2 separate regions of the Homo sapiens genome follow, and region 2 is linked to region 1. A link is a loop called in an ENCODE intact Hi-C map of the cell type or tissue named here. Cell type or tissue: endothelial cell of umbilical vein. All regions are shown on one strand.

What was found. A loop is a pair of places that touch in the nucleus more often than their neighbours do. Peaks named below come from ENCODE experiments on the same cell type or tissue, not always from the same donor. Only the 100,000 strongest peaks of a DNase experiment are listed, where the experiment ranks them.
Region 2: it touches region 1 in a loop (9-fold over the local background); 10 of 110 quality-filtered maps call a loop at or near these places.

Annotation. Positions count from the first base shown.
Region 1 is chr7:95,882,868-95,890,867 of GRCh38, forward strand. The region is part of intron 6 of DYNC1I1 (dynein cytoplasmic 1 intermediate chain 1); the gene reads left to right. Among named protein-coding and RNA genes, the nearest start is that of DYNC1I1, 110 kb to the left of the region's middle. In endothelial cell of umbilical vein, no CTCF peak of the experiment used is centred here; a DNase peak (open chromatin) is centred at 3,834; H3K27ac peaks cover 1,455 bases.
Region 2 is chr7:95,794,110-95,802,109 of GRCh38, forward strand. All of the region lies in intron 1 of DYNC1I1 (dynein cytoplasmic 1 intermediate chain 1), which reads left to right. Among named protein-coding and RNA genes, the nearest start is that of DYNC1I1, 26 kb to the left of the region's middle. In endothelial cell of umbilical vein, a CTCF peak has its summit at 1,008; a DNase peak (open chromatin) is centred at 4,592; H3K27ac peaks cover 351 bases.

The DNA of each region.
Region 1 (8,000 bases):
GCCTACATAGTTGAAATCTCTCGTCACATTATATCATCTGAAGCCTATTTGTACGTTGGGATCATTTTATTTGGTTTTGGTTAGGCATAAAAGTGTTCTGTGGTCTCCTCTTTTTTCAAGGCCTTCTGGCTTTTGGAAAATTGAGTGATTTCATCCCTGTCCGGGTTTCCTAGTGAAATCTTGTATTTTTACTCAAATTACTTGATCAATTAGTTATGTCAGCTGCCCAAAATGTGCCTTTTTATTAATAGCACCTTTTATCAACTCATTGGAATTAGAAATTGCAACCATGGTTTGAGGCTGGTAACATCTTGCAATAATTTATAAATTTTACTTTTTAAAAAGACCTCACAATTGCTCATTTGTGAACTTTTTGGATGTGTCCCTGTGTGAGAAATTGCATTTGTATTATTATTAGTTCTGACAAACTGGATTAGATCTTGGCTATTGTTAAGTGGTTCTATCTGCCCTCAAATCTACTGAGAGACACAGCATTTTAAATGAATTTAATTAAAACGGCATGTGGTTTATAGAGCTGCCTCCAGTTAGTATGCCATTCTTCTTGACTGAATAGAGTTTCTACTAATGTATAATGATGTTTTATGTGAGAGATGTTTGAAACTCCTTCATAGTAGCCCCGAGGTAGTTTCCGTGGAATGACATGGTGGTGAAATTTTAAAATTCTAAAAAACCTTTTATACTTAAGTGAGTCATGTTTACACTAACTAATGTATGCATAAATGTGTTAAATATGTTTGTTGAAGCTGTGAGAGACATGGATTGTATTTCAACACCAGCAATATGTTGGCAGTGAGAGATTTTTAAGAAATTCAAATCTGGGAGCAGTTTGGAAGATCTGAGAAAAGATATATGGATACCAATAATATGTATTATTCTTTGAAGTATGAAAAAAGACCACTGTGGAACTTCCTCTTAAAATCAGTTCCTTTGGTCAACTAGTTTTAATGGTTCTCCCCTAAGGAATAAGAATTATACATAAAGACGATTCTCAGCATCAGTTTAAAACAAAGTCTTGGAAAATATCAATGATAGAAGTTTATGTTTTTTTAATGAAGATTTTTTGCATTTTTGAATATTTTAAAAGAATAAATTGTTCAATAAAACTTTATAGAGGGAGTCAATGAAGCCATTTGACTGAATAGACTCAAATTCTGGTTCTGGAAATTGATCTTTGATGATAATGATAGGATAACTGCAGGGAAGTCGTCTTGACCCATTTTCCTCCACAGTCAGTCTTCTGAAATGACACTACTGAGAAATGCAGTCTTTACATCATCTTCATTAAGTACACAACAAAATGTCTGGCAATGTTGTAGACTCCAGCGGGACATGGTTAGAGAAGAAGTGGTTCAGCAGAAGGGAGTAAGCTCCAGGTAAACATGCAGCACAAATGAGGAAGAATTTCCAGGACATGGAAACTAACGGGTAAGAGAGATGAGCTCAGATTGGAGGAGCTCACCTCAGCCTCTCAAAATGCTAGGATTACAGACATGAACCACTATGCCTGGCCCTTCATTTTTTTTTTTTTCTAAGAGACAGAGTCTTGCTGTGTTGCCCAGACTGGAGTCCAGTGGCATGATCATAGCTCACTGTAGCCTTCCAGTGAGCAAGGAAGGAAACAATGAACTTTCCATGGGAAGAGAGTTGAAATAAAGGAAGGTCATGAGAAACTCAGGCTGTGATTTCTTGAGAGGAAGTCAATGAAATGAACTACAGGCATGAACAATGAAGAAAAGTTAAAAGGATAATAGAGACAACAGCTTGGCCGGGCATGGTGGCTCACACCTGTAATCCTAGCTCTCAGGGAGGCAGAGGCGGGAGGATAGCTTGAGCCCAGGAGTTCAAGACCTGCCTGGGCAATATAGCGAGACCCCGTTCTCCACGAAAAGGAAGAAAAAAAAAGACAAAAAAAAAAAAATAAGCGTAATAGAGACAACAGCTTATAGGCTACATACACAGCAGTATTCTCTGTTTCTCCTCAACCTCAGTAAAAGCTAATCTACCTCATAGGGCTGTCATGAAGATCAAATGTAGTCAATATAAAAAAAATTCATGTAAGATGCTTAGTACAATACATGGTATATTACAAGTACTCAAAGCATTTTAACTTAAAAATTACCATTTGCATGTATTCTAACTAGATGTCTTTCTTAATGTTTCCATAAAAGATTCCATATATTGATTCAAAATTAACAAATATCTTTTCATTTCTAGAAACCCTGTGTTTTCTCCTGATCTGAATGGCATGTCATTTTAGAATTCTTATTGTGAGATGTTTCTTCTTCTTCTTTTTTTTTGAAATGGAGTCTCAGTCTGTTGCTCAGGCTGGAGTGCAGTGGCATGATCTTGGCTCACTGCAACTTCCACCTCCCAGGTTCAAGTGATTCTCCTGCCTCAGCCTCTCAATTAGCTGGGAATACAGGCACTCACCACCACACCTGGCCAATTTTTTGTTTGTTTGTATTTTTAGCAGAGATGGGGTTTTCCCATGTTGGCCAGGCTGGTCTTGAATGCCTGACCTCAAGTGATCCATTCGCCTCAGCCTCTCAAAGTGCTGGGATTACAGACATGAGCCACCATGCCCTGCCCTTCATTTTTTTCTTCCTAAGAGACGGAGTCTTGCTGTGTTGCCCAGTCTGGAGTCCAGTGGCATGATCATAGCTCACTGCAGGCTCAACCTCCTGGGTTCAAAGGATCCTCCCTCCTCAGCCTCCCAAGTAGCTGAGGAAACAGGTGCATGCCACCATGTCCAGCTAATTTTTTAATTTCTTAATTTTTTGTAGAGACAGGGTCTCACTGTATTGCCCAGGCTCTTTTCAAATTCCTAGCTTCAAGCAGTCCTCCTGCCTTAGCCTCCCAACGTGCTAGGATTACAGATGTAAGCCACTGTGCCTGGTCTTGATCTTAGCTTCTTAAAAAATCAGAAGTGTTTTAGGTAGTGGTATCTTCCAAAAATGTCATTATCAGAAAGAAAGACATTTTTAAAAACCCACAACATTTTTATTCCTTGCACTTAATTTTTTGGCCTCTAACTTTGGGAGATGAAAATAATCTCTCTGAAGAAAAAATAAACTACCAAAGGTCTTATTATAAATCCTACTTTTAAGATCTGGGTAACACTGTTTAATAATAGCATAGCAGCTATCCTTTATTGAGCTATTACTTGCCCAGTACAATATGCAATCTACATATTTCCTCTACAGTCTTCACTTCTATGCTAAACAAATTGTATTATTCTACAATTTTATAAAGAAACTAAGACTCAGGCCGGACGCAGTGGCCCACACCTATGATCCCAACACTTTGGGAGGCCGAGGCAGGCAGATCACTTGAGGCTAGGAAAACAAGACCAGGCTGGCCAACATGGTGAAACCCCGTCTCTATTAAAAATACAAAAATTACCTGAGCGTGGTGTCATGTCTGTAGTCCCAGCTACTCAGGACACTGGGGCAGGAGGATTGCTTGAACTGGGGAGGCGGAGGTTGCAGTGAGCCGAGATGGCACTACTGCACTCCAGCCTGGGTGACAGAGTGAGACCTGTCTCAAAAAAATAAAGCAAAACAAAACAAACAAGCAAAAAAACCCATACTCACCAAAAGAAAAAAAAAATTAAGACTTAGAGAACTTAACTTGCTAGCAAATAACCAAGCCAGAATTCACACTCAGTGCTTCCTGACTTTAAGTTTCTTCCCATGATGCCATTCTGCCTCAAACCAGACAGCCAATCTCCTTAAGAAGACAACAATTTTTTATCAAAATATTTTGACATTAGTGAATTAACCAAGTATGCCACTTGTCTGACTGTGCAAATCCTTACCAAGGAAGCAAAGTGGAAAAAAAAATTGAGGAAATTCCAGACAATGGAAACACAATAGGCAAAAAGACATTTCAGTTTTATCTGGAGAACATATGAAAGGAGCAGCAGTGATCACAGAGAACAAGCTGGAAACACTTCCTTGTGAGTGATGGTATTCTGTTTCCATGGTAACTAGACATGGCAGAGGAAGTCAATGCCTCGTTTCTGTTTACTCAATCTGTATGAGCTCAGTGTATACGACAGGGCAGTTTTCAACAAAGAATAATTCAGTGAGACAGCCCTGATCATGTCACCCCTGCCTAAAAACTTTCCAGGATTCTTGGCTAAGTGCAGGACGCCTCGTGGGCATAGGAGGTCCTCTACTCAGCCAGTCTCATCTCCTGCTCTCTACAGTTCCGTCTCTATGCTCTGGTCCATTCTGACATGCACCCAATCCGGGCTGCATATTAGAGTCACCTAGGGAGCTTTAAAAATATACAGATGTCTGGGCTTCACGAACCCCAGGGATTCTGATTTGATGATCTGGGGTAGGGTCTTAAAATCTCTCCAGGTAATTAGAAAGCACAGCCGGGATTGAGAAGATCACTGATCTAATCAAAGAGGATTCTAAAAACTACTTCATTCTCCTGACTCTACACTTTATACTAACGCCCTTCCTTTCTCCTGAAAGATCTTTTCTCTCTCCTCCCCTTTCACCTTCTCTGGCCAACTATACCTTTTAAATTCTTTTCATCTTGTAAAGTGTTTCTCCAATGCCTTGAAGCTTTTCTTAATTCCCCGTCCTCTTTTTAGTTGAACATAGTATCTCTTTCATTTAAACTTTAAAAATGTGTTTTTACCCCTCTTATAGCATTTATATTTCCTATCACTACCTCCTCTCACCCTTCTCTATGAGCAAGGACTAGGTTTTGCAGATTTCTTGATATACTAAAGGCTCAATAAAAAATTAAATACCTGTATTTCAAAGGTTGCAAAATATCTGTCTTTGGAGAAAAGAGTTAATATCCTCCATTTCTGATGATGCTTGAATTGAGTTCAAGACTGGGCCCAAAGTCCATCCCCTAATAGTGAGAATGCTTATTTTAGAGCCTGCAAGCCCCCCGGTATTGTATTAGAATGGTGTATGGGCTTGGGTGCATTATTTTCAGGAGAGTTTCCGTAGCTTTAATCAGACTCTCAAAGTTACCCATCTATGATTCATTAACATGTTAAAGCTACTATCCTACAAGATGAATCTTCAGAGGCTCAGTGCTCAGTGGTGACAGTGGCCTTGATTTGACACTGTTTACTGGACACTAACCTTCCATTTCTCTTTCTGCCATAATTTTAGGCCACTTCACCTCCATTTAGGTTGAATGCCTTCATGAAAATGTTAGTACTCCAAAGACTAATCGAGAATAACACCTATCATTTGGATGATTAAATATTTTTAAATGAAAAATAAAATTAGGCCAGGAGTGGCGGCTCACACCTGTAATCCAAACACTTTAGGAGGCCAAGGTGGGCAGATTGCTTGAGCCCAGGAATTCAAGACAAGACTGGCCAACATGGCAAACCCCATCTCCACAAAAAGTACAAAAATCTAGCTGAACGTGGTAGTGCACGCCTGTAGTCCCAGCTACTTGGGAGGCTGAGGTGGGAGGATCGCTTGAGCCCAGGAGGTTGAGGCTACAGTGAGCTGTGATCATGCCATTTTAGTCCAGCCTGGGCAACAGAGTGAGACCCTGTCTTTAAAAAAATAAGAAGAAGAAACAAAATTAAAGGTACTTTTGTTATTGGCTCAGAAAAATGTGAATTCCCATCTTGGTTAGGTGATAAATGCATAGTGTCTTTGCCACCATTGACCACCACAGAGAAAAGTGCTCATATGCATGTGTATGTTGTGTGTGTTTTGTATGAGTATTTTAGCAAAATGTGATTTTTCTTAGACAAAAAAATTGCCAAAGGCCTGGTTGTCTGCAAAAGGAATAAAATTCATTTCGGCAGGCCACCTCTGAGTTTCTTAGGTTTCATTATTTGCTGCTGAAATATTTGAGACTAAAACAACAACAATCAAAACATGACTTAGTAGCTGTTCGAAGTAATTTTTCTACTTCTGGGCACAAAATAGCCAGAAAAGCGTCTGTCTTCTCAATTGAACTGATTTGTAATTCTAGAATGTAAGAGGAAAAAACTGGAAGGACCTCCACTTAAATCTGTAATTTTGGTAATTCTGAAGTAACGTGACACAAGGAATTTTGATCATTGCTCAGTTCAGCCTGGGGGAATCTCCTTTCAAGGAATGAGAAATGCTTGGGAGAAGTCATTGGAGGAAGCTGCAATTGGGGTTTGACCTGAATAAATTGAAATAGAACATGGGAGATATTACCTAGTGAGCCTAGTAGAAATTAGCAAGCTGAAGATAAGAGTTAGCAGTATATATATTCACATATATATGGCTGTATACTCAAAATTGTTGCAAAGTGTGAACATCAGACTTAATCAAATGACATGCTGATATGCCTCCTTATAAAAAAGGGTTGGCATTAAAATTCAGAATTTTCAAAATACAAAAATTAGAAGGTGATTACTCACGTTTTTAAAAGAACTCTTTGCCTTAAAAAGAATCTACCACATTATTCCATTCAAATTACCCCTTATAGAAACGACTTCCTGTTCAATAAATAGTTCTGGGACAACTGGCTTATCATATGCAGAAGACTGAAAATGGACTCCTATGTTACACCATACACAAGAATCAACTCAACATGGATTAAAGACTTAAATGTAAATTACAAAACTATAAAAGCCCTGAAAGTTAACCTAGGCAATACCATTCAGGACAAAGAAACTGGCAAAGATTTCATTTTCATACCAAAAACAATTGCAAAAAAGCAAAAATTGACAAATTGGATTAAACTTAAGAGTTTCTGCACAGCAAAAGAAACCATCCACAGAGTAAACAGAAAACCTACAGAATGAGAGAAAATATTTGCAAACTATTCATCATCTGACAAAGGTCTAATATCCAGTATCTATAAAAAAACTTTAACAAATTTACAACAACAACAACAACACCCCATTAAAAAGTAGGCAAAGGACATGAATAGACACTTTTCAAAAGAAGACATACATGTGGCCAATAAGCATATGAAGAAAAGCTCAACATCACTGATCATGAGAGAAATGCAAATCAAAACCACCATGAGATAGCATCTCACACCAATCAGAATGTCTATTATTAAAAGGTCAAAAACTAACAGATGCTGGCAAGGTTGCGGATAAAAGAGAATGCTTACACACTGTTGGTGGGAGTGTAAATTAGTTCAACTGTTGTGGAAAGCAGTGTGGCAATTCCTGAAATAGCGAAAAACAGAACTACCATTCAATCCCCTTACTGATATATCTGATGTAATAAATCATTCTCCCATAAAGGCATATGCATGTGTATGTTCATTGCAGCACTATTCACAATTGCAAATATATGGAATCAACCTCAATGCCCATCAGTGGCAAAGTGAATAAAGAAAATGCGGTGCATATATACCATGGAATACTATGCAGCCATAAAAAGAATGAGATTATGTCCTTTGCAGGAACATGGATGAAGCTGGAGGCCATTATCCTTAACAAAAATGCAGGAACAGAAAGGCAAATACCACATGTTCTCACTTTAAGTGGGACTTAAATGATGAGAACACATGGACACATAGAGGGGAACAACAGATACTGGGGCCTCCTTGACGGTGGAGGGTGAGAGGAGGAGGAAGGGAGAGGATCAGAAAAAGTAACTATTGGGTACTAGGCTTGGTACCTGAGTGAGAAAGTAATCTGTTCAACAAACCCCTGTGACACAAATTTACCCATATAAAAAACCTTCAGATGCACCACTGTACCTAAAATAAAAGTTTAAAAAATAAATAAAATTAAATTAATGAGATGCTCTTTAAAGTATGTTAAAATTGCCATTTGGTTAATTTCAGAGGTTCTCACACTTCAGTGTGCATCGCAGTCACCAGAAAGGTATGTTAATAAAAATTAGGTTGCTCAGCCCCCACCCTCAGAATTTCTGATTCAGAAGGTTTGGGATGGATCCCTAAAATCTGCATTTCGAACAGGTTCTCTGGTCTGGGCACCAGTTTGAAAACTGTTGGTTTATTAAAATTCTTCCTGAACGTAGTTT
Region 2 (8,000 bases), 89 kb before region 1:
TGTGTGTTTCCTGAGGATCCTGTTGCAAGTCCTTACTTCTTTCTTCATGTAGTTATCCTTGTGACAGTGCCTAGAGGGCTCCCATCTCCTTTCTTCTGATTCTGTTTTCCGGTTCCTCTTCTGCCCTAATTTCCAGTGACCCAATTCCAAAATACTGCTCTCTAGTTGTCCAAACTGTTCCATCTTTAGTTTTATACTCTTTCAAGGATTCTACTTGAGATTCTCATTTCCTAAGGACTCTTGATATCATCTGAGTGTTTCTTGAAGGAAGATACTCTAAGAAATGAATGGCTGATTCTGTTAATTGGGGAACAGTTTCCTTTCCAAAGAGAAGCATATTGAATCTCTAAATTGGTGGAATGCACCATAGGGGTCAGAAATTAAACAAAAATTTTCCAAACTTTTTGGCAAAGACGACAGTGGCTTTTGAGTCCTTTAAGATTTAAGAGCTCTCATCTCTACTCTGTTAACTAGATGAGAGGGCAGATACCCTATGGATTGATTTTTCTCTCTAGCATAATGGGCCTCTGTACTGAGGGCTCGAGAGCCTCTCCTGTTTAATGTGCTGCAATTGCCAATGCTCAAGTTACAGTTAAAGTAGTACAATTTGGGTAGCTCAGAATCATAAAACAGTGAAAATAGGACTAGAGACAATATGTAGACACAACAGTCTTAAATACATGTCACAAATTCAGCAAGAGTGATACTAAAGGCTTAATTTTAGAAAAATTTCTGAATTTCCTAGTCAAGAATTTACCCAATATGAATAAAATTGAGAGGAACCTAGAAAAATCAACATAATGTTTCAACTGTGTGTATGGATTGAGATAGTTTTTCCTCCAAAATAGTAGTTCTCTACAGCCACAAATAGGTCCTTCCTATGTAAATGAAACTCCTGCAGTGCTTGGGACTACCCAGTATTGGCTTTGATGGGGTGTATGGGAATTTCAGAGGAATGCTTTTCCTTCTGGTGTCAGCTCTCTCATGCAATTTACATGTGATGCCACCAGGTGGTGATACAGAGGGATAGCAAGACTGGACCGGAAGTAGACTGATCAGCATCCATCATAACGGCTTTTTGTTTAAGAGCTTTCTTTGGATTTAAATTAGTAAAATCTTGAATAAGTAAACACTGGAAGGAAAGCATTATTTAATGAAAGTGCCCAATAATGAGGAAGTCTGACATTTCCATTTTAACTCTTCCATTTAATGGTTGTAAATGTGTATGACTATATCTGTTTCCCTATTTATGGGTAAAATGCTGGTACTGGATTATATAATCCTTGAAGTTCTTGTTTTGAAATGAACATGTATAATTGTAATTATTAAAGCAGTCTATTAATGCTATTCACAATAGCAAAGACAGCGACTCAACCTAAATGCCCATTAATGGTAGACTGGATAAAGAAAATGTGGTATATGTATGCCATGGAATATGATGCAGCCATAAAAAAGAACGAGATCATGTCCTTTGCAGAAACATGGATGGAGCTGGAGGCCATTATCCTTAGCAAACTAACGCAGGAATGGGAAACCAAATACCAGATGTTCTTACTTGTAAGTGGGAGCTAAATGATGAGAAGGCATAGACACATAGAGGGGAGCAATACACACTGGGCTCTGTTGAAGGGTGGAGGGTGGGAGTAGGGAGAGGATCAAGAAAAATAACTACTGGAAATTAGGCTTAATACCTGGGGGATAAAATAATCCATAAAACAAGCCCCCATGTCACAAATTTATATAAGAAACCTGCACATGTACCCCTGAACTTAAAAATAAAAGTTAAATTTAAAAAAGTAAAATGAATTAAAAATGCCTCTGTGAACAAAGATGATGGTTTGCAAACTCCTCAGTGATATGAAGAAGCCTACTAGATATAATTGAGGTCTGTAAAAATCACCCTTTGTTTTCTCTTGTAAAATTAAATATAATTAAGACCAAAAAAAAAGCAGCCTACAGCAAAATTAGGACAAAGGAATAAAAAAAATCACACAAACATAAATCTATAGTTCATTAACAACTGTCTTACTTCACTTTACAACCAGGCTAACGCCCATTTGTGTGTGTGTGTTTAGTGAGGGGAGAAGGAGAATGGGGAATGAAAAGTGGCTTCTCAGTTAGTCTTCCTTACCTGTTACCTGGCTTAGGCAAGTGAGAAATCTTTCACACATTGTTCTATGGGGTCTCTCTCTCTCTCTTTCTTTCCTTCTTTCTTTCTTGACGGAGTTTCACTCTTGTTGCTCAGGCTGGAGTGCAATGGCGCGATCTTGGTTCACTGCAACCTCCACCTCCCAGGTTCAAGTGATTCTCCTGCCTCAGCCTTCCCGAGTAGCTGGGATTACAGGCGCATGCCACCATGCTCTATAGGGTCTTTTCTTTAAGGCCTCACTTTCCTCCTAACTCTAGTTTTCTTTATGCTGTATCTAGAAGTCTTACTCAGATCTCCCAGGTATTTTTAAATCATAGTTTGTGGAATTTTTGACTCTAACTTGAATGTTTAATGCTGAGTGATTTTGTTAGTCTGCCTTTCACTATTTCTTTTCCTAAAAAAAGCCTGAACTCCCTCTGTTTAGATTATTTATATAAACACTTAGCAAAATTTTGTCAAGTAAATGTCTCTGTAGGCTTTAGAATCAACTCTATCTTATCAGAATTAGGTTAAGTCACAGTTGACTTAACCTAAGCTGGGGAACCCCTAGGGGTTCCCCAGAAACATTAGGGATCTGTAAGGTCAAAGCTATTTTCATAATAACACTAAAATGTTATCTGTCTTTTCTACTGTGTTGACATTTGCAATGATGATATTAAAGCAATCATGGGTAAAACTGCTGGTATTCTAACGTGATTTGAGGCAGTAGCACCAAACTGTACTAGTAGTGGCCCAAATTTCACTGCTACATGCACAGTTTTTAAAAAAATAACTCAGCTTCACTTAAGAATGTCCTTCATAAAGCAGAAAAAAAATTAGTTACATTAAATGTCTACTCTTGGGTATATGTCTTATTGTGTGACAAATGGGAACACGCAAAGCCTTCTGCTACCAACCAAGTAGTTGTCTTGAGGAAAAACATTTGTACAGTAATTTGAATTGTGAGCTAAACTAGCGGCCTTAAAAAAAAAGAAACACTATTTTTTACATGAACAACTGACAAGCTAGGGTGATTCAGACTTCAGTATTTGGTAGACATTTTCTCAAAAATCAATGGTGTGAGTTTGTCACTTCAAGAACACAACTGACAATATTTGTTGCTAATGATAAAGTTTGAGCTTTCAAGCAAAAATTAGAATTTTGGGCCATCCTGAGCTTGACAGTTTTATGTCACCTAAAGACTTCTGAAAAGATTGGCGATGAAGTTACTAAATTTGATTTTCAGATATAATATAATGTGTCAATATTTGGAAGGTCTGCATGATTTATTATTTTCCAGTTACATTTTCCAAGTAACCTATTCATGACATTATAAAATCATACATGAGTAAAAGATCGATTCAACGTTTAGGATAGACCAATGGATTTTAATGTAACAGAGTACAAAAAGTTCATTGATTGATATGGTTTCATATTCACATTGCCGCTAACCTTTAAGAAACTGCTATTTGTTGACTTTTGGTATAATAGTGAAGAATATCCACAATTACCTGAAGAGGCTGTTAAAATATTCCTCCTTTTTCAGATTACATATCTGTGTGAGGCCAGATTTTCTTCATATACTTTAACTAAAATAACATATCACAACAGATTGAATGCAGAAGCAGCTATAAGAAAGCATTTGACTTCTATTAAACCAGATGTTAAAAAGATATGTGAAAATGTAAAAGAATTACACTCATCTTACTTTTTTTTTGGTCTTGGAAATTGTATGTTTTTTTCACAAAATGTTAATAAATAACATGTATGTTGTTATTTTAAAATAATTAAATACTTAAAGTTTTATCAGTTTTGATTTTTAACATGATTAATGTTAATAGATAACCTACATAAAAACATAAACTAAAGCTCTTTGAAGTCCTTGATAATTTTTAAGGGTATAACAGGGTACTGAGATAAAAATGTTTGAGAACTGCTCTTCTGTGGTATTAGTAGAACAGTCCTGAGCATCGTCCTACTATAAGGTGGATTTTATTTAAAATTTTGTTTTCATAGTGTACTGATGGCTGTAAAAATTTAGAAAATAACCCTCCTTTCACTGGCCAACTCCCTCCTGAGATGTCTATCACCCTCTTTTTTTTTGACTGAGCTATAGCTGTAAAAGTGGGCTCACGGTGGTCGTCTGTATCATCCCTTGGCCTCCCATCCAAGTGGAAAGAGGCAGCTGCATTTTATGAGACACTAAGCAGGTGAAATGGGGCTGTGAAAGATCAAATTTCTTACACGTATCTGTGGCAGATGAAAAGTTCAATATATGATAGTGAAGAGCTGACAAGAGCAATTGTTTTCAGGCAGGAAAAGAAAACTTATTTCTGGGTATTTTTTCAATAAGTCTGGCAACAGCTGGGCAGTGATTTAAACCTCCTAGGATTCTGACTTTAAGCTTAAAAATACATTTGCATATGCCAGCATTAGGAATGGAATCCCAAACGGCTGCCAACTTAGACAACCGAAAGGAAATAGAGATCTATATTGTTCAAAAGCTAAGCTTTGGGAGGTGCTGTTACTCTGCAGCTGTGTAAACAGAACTAAACCCTTTGCATCTCCTCTGCTAGACACTTTGTTCTAAATAGGACCAAACTATACCATGATGATATGTGCAGAAATAAAATGAAGGTGATAGAGCTCATTGTTGGGTTCGAGAAAAGCTGGACATTTTCCTTTCTCTATGGATATATGCAGACATAAGAAATGTAAAGGAGATGTAGGGGAACCTGGCAAGGCAAGAGAAGATGTGAAATTGATTTTAGTTTTATTTCCTCCCTCCTCAGTATCCACATTTCTTTCTCTCATGTTTTCCTGCCTCCCTCCTCTCCCCATTTTTTCCTCTATTGAAACTGAGGGGCCGGGTGTGGTGGCTCATGCTTATAACCCCAGCGAAGGCCCAGGTAGGAGGATTACCTGAGGTCAGGAGTTCAAGACCAGCCTGGCCAACATGGCGAAACCCCATCTCTATCAAAAAATACAAAAATTAGCCGGGCCCAGTAGCACCCACCTGTAGTCCCAGCTACTCGAGAGGCTGAGGCAGGAGAGTCGCTTGAACCCAGGAGGTGGAGGTTGCAGTGAGCCGAGATCGGGCCACTGCACTGCAGCCTGGGTGACAGAGCAAGACTCTGTCCCAGAAAAAAAAGAAGAAACTTAGGACCGTGAGCCATTTGTATAATGGAATAGCAGGAGAGACCTTCCCTGTAACTAACTTCCTAACTAGAGAAGAAACCATGTCTTCATATACCAACCCATCCTCTGGGGGAAGTGGGTAAGGTGCAGGGGATGCCTGCTGGGGACAGCTTGATATGTAATTCTTATGTTCAGAAGAAAAAATTGAGAAGTTTTCTTTTTTTTTACTGTTGAGTTAAATGACTACACTTAATTTTTTAAAAAGTTTTTTTTTTTTTGAGTCGCATCCCTTTTCCCACATGCCTTCCATTTTATAACCCATTTAGATAGAGAAGCTCCTACTACTTGCTCTGAAGTGTTTTAGAATGGCTAGGAACACAGATTGGATTTCCTTACTTTAAATGTATTGCTATTAAATCAGTAATGTCCCATGTCTTTCATGTAATTCTCACAGTAACACTTTTTAAATGATTGCAGTGAACTTTGAGTGATGACATGGTTATTGAATTAGGGTGCAATTGGTGATGTGGGCAAGAGTGGGCAGGGTAAACTAATGGTAATAATGATAGAAAAGGAAGAGGAGGAGGAGGAGAAGGAGAAACAACTTTTCTTGGGTATTTAGTATTTGCCAGGCATAATGTTTAGCTCTTTACTTATATTGACTCATTTGTTTGGATCAAAAGAATGACAGCTTACTAGATCAGAGATGTGCTGAAGCCAAAGTGATCAAAACTGAGACATTTGGGAGGATAAGTGGAGATGAGCTGTAGTGACAACACTAAGCAGAGGATAAAGGGTAAATCAAAGAACAAAAGGAAAATCAGTAGTAGAGAGCTGAAATTTGAAAAAATGTAGCAGGCTCTAGGGATTTGTGTATGGAGTCTAGGGTAAATGTAGTAGCTGATTTGAACTTTGAGACATCTGTTTTGGGGTGAGTATAACTTGGCTTGACAAAGAAAGACAAGGGGTGAAATGGGGATTGTGTTCAGTGATAGTAAAGCTGGAGGGTTTGCAGGAGAACAAGGGCTATGATGTGGGGGTGGAGGGAGATAAGATGTGTGAATTTGGCAATGAAGCTGGGTGACAGTGAGTGAGGAAGGGGAGATGCCACTGATGGAAAAAGAGTTCTGAATATGGGACTCTGCTCCGAGGATGCTGAGCAGGAGGTGCAAAAGTGCAACTGATTGCAGTGGATGGGGCTGGGGAGAGACTGAGCTGTGATTGCTCCTAAATCTGGGTAGAGTGAAGCCGAGAGTTGGCTGGTGTGTGGTGGAACATGTAGATGATCAGACAGGGAGGAGCCCTATACCCAGAGGTGGGTTTGATTTACCCACTTGATCCCTTGCCATTTGTAAATGAGAGAGCAGTTTTTTATGTGTATGAAGTAACTGAGCAATAATTAGCAGCAGGTAGCTTTGACTCTTATTTTCTTAGACTGAGAGCATCAGAATTGCCTTAGCAATAACCTGCATTAGCCACAGGAATCTCTATAACTCATGTCCCTCATGTTTTGCTCCTCGATTTGCTTTCTTTGATGTGCAGGGAGATTTAGTGGGTCAGACTAGCAAGCCCCCCAGGAAATCCTACGGAGTTCACTGCTGACACTGCATTTAATGCTACTATTTAAGCCATTTTACTATGTGTAAAGTCTCGTTCATTCACTATAATGTATACTTTCCAAACCCTTTATGAGGCATTCTCTTGAGGTTCCTTATTCTCCTAGAGGTTGATGCTAAGCATCTGCTTTGGAATGGATCAAAAAATCAATAAATGGAAAGCCCTTTACAGTTGTGTCTTCTAACATTGTAACCTACTGCATTTAAAGACATATTATTTGGATCATCACTACCTAATATAATCTTTTTTTAAGTTCCCTCAATGTTTTTATTGTTTATTTTTAAAATATTGACTCTCCGGCTGGGAATTCCAACTTAAATGATCAACTTTGTAAGACATATTTATTATTTGCAAGAAAGCCTTTGCACTTTGAAGAAATTTTCTGAGAATACATTTTACTTCCCTTTTGTGATTGAAATTCTTTGCAAGAAAATCATAACAAATACAAGACTTTCTTATATTATGGTTTCCTCCTTAATAACCATAAATATTGCTGAAGTTGCACGAGACAGTTTTGATGATTTGGAAAAAGGTAAATAAATGTTGGGGAAAGGTCAAGTAAAAGCTGGGGAAATGTGGAGGAGGGGAAAACTCACATTTTCTAAGAAGATTCTCCTGGCTGCTTTCAGCTTAGAATGAAACAGCTATTGCTTTAACAGTGATTTTTCTGATCATACATTTCATTTTTGACTGTCAAAAAATTTCCAGCACACTAGTTAGATGGACCCTCATTGGTCAAGGGCATTTATAACTTCTCAGATGACTTCTGGAATTCCTGCCAGGAATTTTACCCATTGGTGTTGAAAATTATTGGCAACCTGTATTTCAGTGATAAACTTCACTTTTGTGAAGTTCTGCGACTTCTCTTGGAAAGAAAAAGATCAGAAGATCTAACTTCATAGGTCTGTGTCCTTCCGTGTGGACCCTCAGTCGGACCTGGTGGATCTACCTCCTGAGGACAGGGCATTTCCTCTCTGGCTGGCCCTCAGTCACGGCTCTGCTTGCTCAATTACTCCCTTGGCTCTGTTAAGACTTTGAATTGCATCTCCTGTTTCAACAGCCCTTTGTAGGGGGATGACTCCAAACTCTATTCCTCAACTTCAGTCCCCCATCCCAC